2 separate regions of the Mus musculus genome follow, and region 1 is linked to region 2. The links are chromatin loops, found by intact Hi-C in ENCODE. Cell type or tissue: heart. All regions are shown on one strand. Each heading gives the region's core, and the rest is flanking DNA. Links, peaks and the distances in the headings are about the cores only.

Region 1 (2,500 bases), core at 1-2,500, 200 kb after region 2:
GGTGGTATACACCTTTAATCCCAGCACTTGGGAAGCAGAGGCAAGTAGATCTCTGTAAGTTTGGGATCAAACAGCTTGATCTACATAGAGAGTTCAAGGCCAGCAAGAGCCACATAGTGTGTCTTTTTTGTCTTTAAAAAAAAAAATTTAACTGAAATGGAGTATTGCTCAGTGGTAAAGTGCTTTCCCAGTATGCGCAAGGAATGAGAATCCTCCCAGTACTCCATGTGTTGCATACAATAATATTTAAGCCCACTTTTAGGTCAATAAAAACAAATGTGATTGTCAGAATTTTTTTTTTTTTTTTTGAGGCATGCTAGTGTATTCCTTTAATTCCATCACTCAGAGCAGAGGTAAGCAGATCTCTGTGAGTTTGAAGCCAGCCTGGTCTACAAAGGAAATTCTAGGACAACCAGGGCTACATTGAGAGACTCAATTTTGTCTCAAACAGAATTTTTTTTTTAAAAAAGAGAGAGATGTCTTAGACTTATTTCATGTGTATGAGTGTTTTGCATGCATGTGTATCTGTGCCCCACGTGTGCACCCAGTGCTTGTGGAGACCAGAAGCGAGCGCTGGATCTGGAGATAGATGGTTGTGACCCACCATGTGGGTGTTGGGAACGGAACTCCAGGCCCATGACTGCTTTCTATAGAGAAGGAAGCTGAGCTTCAGAAAGGTTAGAAAGCTTGCCCAGCATCACAGAGTGATCACAAGATCTGAGTTTGAGTTTCGGCGTCTGTGGATCTAAAGGAAAGGCTTGGAGGAGACAAATGGCGAAGGCGACTTCCCTGCCGAGAGGAGCTGGCTTCTAGCTTTCGAAGGCAAGTCTCACAACTCAGGCCTGTTGGCAGGACCCCAGCATGGGGAGATCAGAGCTGAGCAGTTGAGGAAAGAGGGTCCTGCATAGTGGAACCTCAGGGACTTGCTATGAAAGATGGACAGTGGTCACACAACTTCTTCCCGAGGAGGCACTTACTGGCTGACTGTTTAAAGCCCTTGGCAGAGTGGACGATGACATGAAGGAAGCCGTACAGTCCTGGAGACTCATCATCTGCAAGAGAGCAAGAGGAGGCTAGAGGTGTTGGAGACTCACCAGCTCTTCCACCCTGGGCTGGCAGGAGCTAGAGCGCAGACAGGGGTCTGTGGTCCACAGCACCACCTGCTGGCCAGTGGGACACAAGTCCATTGCTCACTGTTTTCCCACAGTGTGTGCAGCTCTAGGTAAGAAGGTATCCTTTCTGCTCAGACTGGGAGATAGAACAAATGTCTTAGGCTGGGCATTCAGTATCTTCCTCTCTCTGATCACGGCTTACTCCAAGGCTGCCCTCCTCTGCCTAATCCTTCAAAATGAAAACAGACTAATTTGAATCACTTTGTTCTAATAGGAAAGGCAAGGCTCTGAGGGAAGCCTTGTATGGGACACAAAGGTCCCCAGGCGAGCCTGAAGAAATCTGGCTTTCGAAAGTCCTTTCATGGCCTGAATGGTGGCACATGCTGTAATCCCAGCACTATCGAGAAGGCAGAGAAAGGAAGATTAGGAGGTCCCAGAGCAGATGCCATTCCATACCAGGGGAGCTGATTCTGGCCAGTCTCTAGCCTCACCTCAGCTCTCCAGCTCAGAAGCCTTCTCTAGGCCCCTGGGATCACGGCACCACTGCCAAACTCCCTTGCTTAGCATTTAAAGCCTACCAAATCTCTTTCCTGAAACCCCTGGCTGGCCTGATTTCTCATATCCCTCTCTAGTCTACCTAATGTCTCATCTTTCCCTGGTAAGCCCTTGCCCTATCCTGCAGCCTTCTTCTGTTCTGGTCGGGTGAGTTCCAGCATCATCTCCAGAATGCAGACTTTTTACTCAAACTGGATAGGGGCCAAGGAACCTGAGCCCTGGAGAGAGTATGTCCCATTTACAATCTCTGTATATCTGGCAAGAGGACAGTTTCAGCCACATTGGGCAGTGAGATCAGCCACCAGCAGCTATGCCTAGCCTCTTTGGTCTCTGTAGAAGACCCCTGGGAATGCTCTGGGAACCTGGACCTGCTGGCTGGGCAGCCTGGAGTTCCAAATCTTACCATCTTTATTGCTGGTGACAGGAATGTTGTGCACAGTCCTAAGCTTGAAACAGGATCCCGTGAGCACCTGGAGCTCCACAGAGCTCAGGACAAAGGCCTGGAGATCTGTGGGGGAAGCCGAGAGCAGAGGGAGCTTCATTATAGGTTCGAGAACCTACTGGTATCCTTGCAGACGCTTCAGGAAATCAGCTTAGTGTCTAGTGTTGGAGTCGGTTCTTTGGGCGAAGGGTAAGTCCTGCAGGTATTCACATGAGCACAGCTGTGGGTGTCGTCAGAGGTAAGAGATATATGCAAAGAGGCTCATGTGTGTGAGTGGGAAGTAAGGAGTGGAAGGACACCCAACCTAGGACCATAGATAGCCTGTCATGAATTCACTGTGTGGCTTAATTGGACCTCAACAGAGAGTAACACCCCAAGAGTGCCACCTCCC
Region 2 (7,754 bases), core at 2,311-4,810:
GTTTATCTCTTGGTTAGGATTAAAGGGACTTACTTCAGCGTTACCTTTGTAGTCTAGGAAGATTGGTTAAGTCTCAATTTGTATCCTTTGTTTTTTAGGCTGTGTGGATGCCTGGGAGCCTAAAGTGCTCCGGGCAGGCATGGGGGCACATTTCCAGGTACCCATTGTGAACAATGTGGAATGGGAAACAGTGCCCAATCACTTGCCTCCTGACACTCGAGTCTATGTGGCAGACAACTGTGGTCACTATGCCCAGGTTCAGATGTCTGATAAAACCGGTGACCGTGACTGGGCATGTGATCGCCGATTCTTAAAGTTTCACAAGTATGAAGAGGACCTAGACACTAAAACCAGAAAGGACTGGCTGCCCAAACTTGAGGTCCAGAGTTATGATTTGGACTGGACAGGAGCACCAGCAGCTGTGGTGATAGGTGGGGAGACGCATGGAGTGAGCCTGGAATCCCTGCAACTGGCCGAGAGTACCGGTGGCAAGAGACTGCTGATCCCCGTTGTACCTGGTGTGGACAGTCTGAACTCAGCCATGGCTGCGAGCATCCTGCTCTTTGAAGGGAAAAGGCAGCTGAGGATAAAGGTGGAAGACTTGAGCAGGGACAGGAGTTACCACTGAAGGAGCACAGGAATCCTCAGTGGGAGGGGAAGGGCACCTCCAGCCCCTCCTCTGCTAGGAGGCTGGCCAAGGTGACAACACAGGAGCCAGGGGGTAGGCACTGCCACCATTGTGTGGTACTTAAAAAAAAAGAGTTTCTATTAGTGTCTGCTGTTCCTTATTAAACAACAAAGGTCAAAATTCTTTTTCATTTTACCCATATGAGTGTTTGCAGGTGTGTATACTATACCACAAGTATGCCTGGTACCTGGCAGAGGTCAGTAGAGGTGTCATATCCCCTGGAACTGGACTTATGGTCATGAACCACCTTGTGAGTGTTAGGTACCGAAACTGTTCTCTGGAAGAGCAGCAGGTGCTCTTAACCACTGAGCCAACTCTCCAGCCCCATCAAAATTCTCCCTATAATCTCCTATCTCCACTAGTTTTGAGATTGTAACTTTTTTCTAGTGTGTACTACATAGGTACTCTGCTAAAGGAGCCAAATTCCCAGTGCCTTAGTATTTTCTGAGAAGCTGAGGGCTACAGGGCATGGTAACCAGCAGCCAGCTGTTTTTCGGATTTCTCTGCAGCCATCTCTGGGCTGGCATATCCAGGCCTTCTGTCCCACAGGCAGCTGATGTGGATTTTCTGCCTTTGTGGTGAACCAACTGAAGCAGTTCATCAGGTGGTGTCATGCCTTCTTTGCACAGCTCCTCTGCAAAGGTATTCATTTGTTTGTTCTGAGACCTATAGCCCTGGAAAGTCTAGAACTTATTATATAGACCAGGGTGGCCTTGAGCATAGAGACCCACCAGCCTCTGCTTCCAGAGTGTAGGACCAAGGTGTGCACCACCATGCCTAGCTCTACAGGCATCTTTTTGAGGATTCTGTATGAAAAGAGGTGAGACCCTGAGTCCACTTTGCAGCATAACCTGCTGCTGGAAGTGCCAGCTTGCTTACCAGCTCCTTGCTGCTAGTCATGGTTTTAGTGGCACTTGATTAAATGCTGTGATTTAGGGGAACAGCAAGATGACCCAGGGAGTAAAAGCACTTGCTGTCCAAGCCTGGTGACCTGAGTTCAATCCCTGGAATCCATATAAAGGAGAAAACCAACTCCACAGAGTCTTTCTCTGACCTCCACACACAGCAATGATCTAAGGGGCTGCCGAAATGGCCCAGCATCTAACTGATATTTCAGAGATCCCAGTTGAATTCCCAGGGCTCATGTTTGGTGGATCATGTTGGGTGGCTACCTTTAATTTCATCTCCAAGTGATCTGCTCCTTCTGGCCTCAGATATGTATACTCAGATGTGCATAAACAGACACATTCATATACATGTAATTAAAAATAAAAAAATGTACATTTCATTTTTAGATCAGGAAGCATCACTGGGTGTTGTGAGCCGAGGACCTTACAAGGTCAGGGTGCGGAGGCTCTAATCATACTGCCTCAGCACTGAGCTCTCAGATCCCCAGGGATAGGCTGGATCCTTAAACCCCAAAATACAGTGAGGTCAGAGAAGACCAAAGCAGGTAGTTGCACCTGCTGAGTAACCATGGGAAGGAGTGGGGGTGCTGGAGTTTGGAATCCGTTCTAAACACTACTTCTGCAACCACAAACAATTGGTTTAGAGTTGAGGTTCCAAGCAAGTATTTGTGCTACATCTTCAAGCCCAGCAGCTCCAATGACTAGGTTCCTGTCGGACTCCTTTGCTGCTTATTCTAGGAAGGCTGAACAAGTTGCTGCACGTACAACAGAAACCATAGAGCCAACCCTTCCCTTTCCATTCCTTCAGCTCTAGTAAAACTCTTGGGAGAATCAACTGGGCAAGCTGCCCATGTACCAGGTGGCAGATGCCAGGGCTTTGGGGTGCTTTAGGAGAGATTACTGGTAGTGTTTGGTTTTGTTGGCTGTGTCCTCCCAGGAAGAACACTGCCTGCCCTCCCAGGGTACTGCACAAACGTTTGATGTGGGTGGGTAGTCCATGGGTTCCTGAGATTCTCAGTCTCTAGTCAGCTTTTAAAAACCAGGAAAGGCCAAAGCCTTTTCTCCGAGGGCGGAGGGATATGTGTGTGAGAGTCTGCGACAGACAGAGATGGGGTTTCTTTCTCTATGTAGTCCAGGCTGTCTTAGAACTCACAGAGCTCTGCCTGCTTCTACTGGGATTAAAGGCATGTGCTGAGCCCAAAGTTTTTTTACTGTGGCCCACAAAGGCTGGAACACAATGTGAGCTGAGGGGGACTGTAATGACTATCACAGCAGGCTGGGTTTTAAAGGCAGCAGGGAAGAATTCACACCACTCTGCTGAGCCTGCTGGCATTTAGTCTCCCCTTCAACACCTCAGAGAGTGCTAAAGAAACAGAAGGCACCAAAAGGAAGCAAGCAAGCACACCTCTGCCAGCCACTCTCCTGTACTTAGTCTCCTGCATTGTGTGCAACTTGAGGCCATTCTGCTATCCTAGGTGCAAGACGGATAAGAAGTGTATTTGTCAAATGCTTTCTGGCCAGTGTTAGAACTTAGCCTGGGGGCTGGGGTACACACATTGTCCTTTTAAGTGACTGACTACAGGGGAGTGCTTGTGGCTATGTTCTTGCTGAGCAAACATGAAAAAAATCACGGGCTGGAGAGATAAGAGCACTGGCAGCTTGCTCTTCCATAGGTCCTGAGTTCAATTTCCAGCAACCACATGGTGGCTCACAACCATCTGTAATGAGATCTGATGCCCTCAACAATGTATTCATAAAAGAAGTTGGAAAATCGCTATCATGAATTTTCACCTTTGAGAACAATGAATGTCACCATTTCCCCAGGAAACAGGAATAAAATGGAGCAGTCAGAGTTATGGAAACTGGAAGGGAAACTGAAAAACTGGCCTAGGCTCCTGCTTGGCTTTGCAGGGAGGCCCCCTGTAGTAGTAGCTTTGGCCACAAGGTGGCAGGCCTCACCTCAGAAATGGTTACACAGGCTAGAGAGTTGGGACTTGCCCTGGGCTTAAGTTGTTCAAATGGAGTCCTAGCTCCCCCTGCCAAAGAGTACTGCAAACTTGGATTATATCTCAGCTCAGTGGAGATCAGAATCTGAAATTCAAGAGAATATAGACATTAACACAGTTTCTATGTCTAGCCTCTGGGAGATGTCCCATGTGTTCCTGTCACAGGAAGCTTACATGCATAGCCTTGCCCAGTGCGTTTGGTCCTTTACCTCAGCCAGTTGCTAAGTGGTGAGAATCCTGGTCACTTAGACACATGGGGCAAAATACTACTTGACATCTTGCTCCAAGGGCTCACAGCAACTTCTGATGACTGTCACCCGTGCTGAAGTGCATCAGGGCCACACAAAGTCCCAGCAGCCCAGCCTGCCAGGATTCTCTGACCATGGGTTGTACTTTAGGCCCTGGGGCTCCTACCTCCACCCAGCTGCCTCCCCAGCCGCTCAGTGACGTTCTTGCCATTTGGGCTCATCTTGTTTTACTTTCAAGAAGTATGTTGCTTTTAACTACAACAGTCTTTTCCCTTTCACTCCAGGAGGGAGTGAATACACAAACAAAATAAACTAGGAGCCAAATTAACTGATGAACTGTTTCTAAACAGAGCAGAGTCTCATCTGAGCAGCTGGGGCTACAGCTGCCAGCCCAGTCTCACTGGAGTCCCAGGAGGCACGCCCGCTCAGTGCTCAGTGGCCCAGTGTTCTGGGATTGGCCCTGCACTTCTCCCCTCTGTATAGCGATTCCCAGCTGTGTCATCTACTCAGGAAACCTCAGACTTGGGGTGCCCCATCACCAGTGCTGCTGCTTCATGAGTGGGAACAAAAGGTGGGAGGAGGAAGCAAGAGCTGCAGCAGGGTTACTCGCCCTCCTTGCCGCTCATGGGGATGAGGGCGAGGCACACCCCAGAGTAGCTGGTGAAGACTATATTCTTAGCTCTAGTCCTTACGATTGCTATTTGAGGTCTGAGCATCCAAAGTCCAGCCCTGAGGCCACTGAAGCCTACTCAGGGCAGTATGATGGCTTTTCAGAGTTGTAACTTTAAAAGGAAATCTCAGCTGTTCTTGAGGAGTTACATGCACTTGGCCTAATACAGTCCCGGCCTGGGAAGCAGCCCAGAACACTACAGGCGTGACCCACGTAGCAGTGGTTAGTTTTAATTGTCAGCTTCACGCCCTCTAGGATCACCTGGGAAAGGAATCTCAACAAAGGACTGCCTAGGTAAGTTGGCCTCTGGGGCAGTCTGTGAGGAATGAATGATCTTGATTACTTTGTTAAGGTGTGAAGAGCTGCCCACTGTGGGTGGCGGCATAGGATCCTGTGTTGTAGGAGTGACTTCTGGCTCTGATGGACCCTGGAACTGAATTGTAAAAGAAACTTTCCAGTAAGCTGTTTGGTCACAGTGTTTTATCACAGCAACAGGAATGAAACGAAGACCTTCATCTTTCCTCCGTAAAGTATGTGGAGAACACCCTATGTTCTGATTCCCCTGCAGCAGAGTTCCCAGCACAAAGCAGAACTACTATATAAGTCCATATACAGCCTTTGTTCCTGGAAGGTTTACCACGTATGCTCACAGGCCCTTGCCTTAATAATGAAGTCATGGGCTGGAGAGATGGCCCAGCGGTTGAGAGCACTAACTGTTCTTCCAGTTCAATTCCCAGAAACCACATAGTAGTTTACAACCATCTGTAATGGGATCCCATGTCCTCTTCTGGTGTGTCTGAAGAGAGTGACAGTGTACTCACATACATAAAGAAAGAAAGAATAATATAATCACAGTGAACGGTGGTCCCCTAGAAAGTCCCCTAAGCAGCCTGCTTGGAGGCATTGTCAATAAGGGATATAGATGAGGTAACCCCTTTAGTATAACCATTGTGGGAGAAACTTTGTAAGATCTTGGTGGGCTCAGGACTGGCTGCACAAGACAGTGGGAAGGGAGAAGGGTGCTCTTGAACCTCTGCAGCCCCTGGGTACTGCCACCCTGGCTTTTGTACCTCATTGGTGTTGTGGTGCTACAAGGCAGGCACAGGTCTGCCCAGGCTGACAGAAGAAATGTCTCTGTGTACAGAATGTGAGCACCTCAGCATGTGGCACTGGATGCTAGCCCAGGCCACTCCCTATGTGTCGACTCTGTGCAGCATTTTGACACACGTGTCCTCACTTGCCCGTGTTTTCTCCTTGCTCCCTTTAAGAAGACCATTGCAAGTCCCACAGACCTGTTCCCAAGCCACAGTCCTCTCCTTGCTGGATTCAGTTTGCCACCATGAGCATGGGAGCAGGAGGGGGAACAGCTTTTTTGTGTCTTTAATTAGGCAACAGGATAAAACAAAGTCTGGCTGGAAATTACCACTTGAAGCTTGCCAAAAAAGCAGTGCTGGCTCCGTATGCTGGAATAAGTGAAGGCCACTGGTTTCAAGAACACATGGTGGGCAGGACAGAGCAGAAACCACCTGACTCAGAGAGGAAGCTGGTGCCATCTGCCCTTTTCCATCATTAGCCTAACAGATGTCCTTTTCCTTGTATGGATTTATTACTTTTGATATTTTGAGACTGTGTTGCTATGAAGCCTAGGCTGCCTTTGAACTTATGACCCTCCTTCCTCCCTCCCTAGTGTAGGATTCCAGACTATCCTTTGATCTTTTGTGTGAAGGCTGGGTGAAAAAATCTTATCTTGCTGGGCACTGTAGCTTATGCCTCTAGTCCCAACACTTAGGAGCAGAGCAGGGATTTGAGGCCAGCTACACAGTGGCTTTCTAGGCTAGCCTAGGCTGCAGAGTAAGACTTGGTCTCGAGAAATTTAAAGAAATGCATCTCTATTGTGGGAATGGGGTCTGGAGGTCATTTTGAACACAAACCTGGGAATTCTACAGTGGCATTTTTATAGCTCCCTTCCCATGTCGACCTGCAGGGCATGGCGTTCCCCATGCTGCTGGAGGAAGCCTGTGGCTGCCACAGCTGGTGTCTTAGCCTGTTTCCAATTAGCAAGGAGAGTCGGAAGGTATCTTGGAGCTGCTTGGTGGGAGCTAGCACACCACCCACTTGGTCTGCTGCAGTAACCTTTAGGGACTGTTCACTGGTTTGCAGGAAAGGTCCTTCTGTAGCTCGTTCTCCAACTGTAGCAGCTGCACAGAACTAGGCTGTCCCCAGTCCTGACTAAGCCACACATCCTCTCTAAAAGGGGAGTTCTGGTGTTGCATTCTGCTGACCGGAGAATCAGCCCAGGACAGGCCACTGAGATACGACATAGATCCAATCCTGCACCTTCCAATTGGCTTCTCTTTCTCCTCCCCACAACCCCCCAAAGGTAACTAGCTGCCAAAAGGGACACCATCCTTTCCTTCAAAGCCATCACACCCAGGGCACAGACAGAAACCTATTCATTTTCCAAGGGAGAGAGTTCATCTTGGTCCTTGTCCCCCTTTCAGGGATGCCCCTAGCCCTAGGACAGAGCTAGGACACCCCATTCCTTGCCCTACTCTTTGAAGTGAGGTCCATGGTGATTCTAGTGTCTCCCCATGGAGGTGTCAGTGCTCAGCTTCAGTAAACACAACAAAATTCACAACAAGGTCTTCAGTCTGAGAACCAAAGCTCCGGTGAGCTTCCTGCCTTCTGAAAACCAAGAGAAACAGACAGCCATGTGCTCTCTCTCTCTTCTCCCCCCACCCCTGTGTGTGTGTGCTGAACTCAAGGCCTTGTGTACCCTACAACCAAACTCTGTTCCCAGTCTCGGTTCGTTAGATTCTTGCGGGCTCTAGAACATTCGCCCCATCCCAAAGAAAGCACTAAAGGGAAAAGGACTCATCACTGAGGGCAGGAAGGCCCAAGCGAAGGGTGAGGTCAGAGAGGCCTGCTTTATCTGCTTTATTTCTTTCTAGGTGATTGCACTTCAGGCTGGCAACATCTGATAGTGTAATTACCAACTAATTTTGTACCTCTGAATTACAAGCCAACAATCCAATTCAGCAAGGAACAGCAGTGTCAATAGCTTGTTGGGGGAGGACAACTGCGTTTTCCAAAATAAATGGTTTGGGCTGGTAAAGTGTTGGGTTGAGCTGAGGGTGAGGCCCAGATGCTTTGAAGTCCCTGACACCAGACTGTGACAGACTAAAGTCCTGGAAATCCCTAGGCCAAAGCACAGACCCTAAGAACATGGCTGAT

Evidence for each region. A loop is a pair of places that touch in the nucleus more often than their neighbours do. Peaks named below come from ENCODE experiments on the same cell type or tissue, not always from the same donor. Only the 100,000 strongest peaks of a DNase experiment are listed, where the experiment ranks them.
Region 1: a loop joins it to region 2, with 9 times the contacts of the local background. A loop is called at or near these places in 7 of 42 quality-filtered maps.

The regions. Positions count from the first base shown.
Region 1 is chr11:76,453,539-76,456,038 of GRCm38, forward strand. Abr (active BCR-related gene) reads right to left here. Exons shown (of 23, transcript NM_198895.2): 13 at 2,071-2,175; 14 at 978-1,052. Among named protein-coding and RNA genes, the nearest start is that of Timm22, 48 kb to the left of the region's middle. In heart, for the core only: no CTCF peak of the experiment used is centred there; a DNase peak (open chromatin) is centred at 1,113.
Region 2 is chr11:76,249,797-76,257,550 of GRCm38, forward strand. It overlaps Mrm3 (mitochondrial rRNA methyltransferase 3), which reads left to right. Exons shown (of 4, transcript NM_183263.5): 4 at 99-826. The coding sequence ends at 628. It overlaps Nxn (nucleoredoxin), which reads right to left. Exons shown (of 8, transcript NM_008750.5): 8 at 7,430-7,754. Among named protein-coding and RNA genes, the nearest start is that of Mrm3, 9.9 kb to the left of the region's middle. In heart, for the core only: a CTCF peak has its summit at 3,531 (motif pointing right); DNase peaks (open chromatin) are centred at 3,545 and 4,275.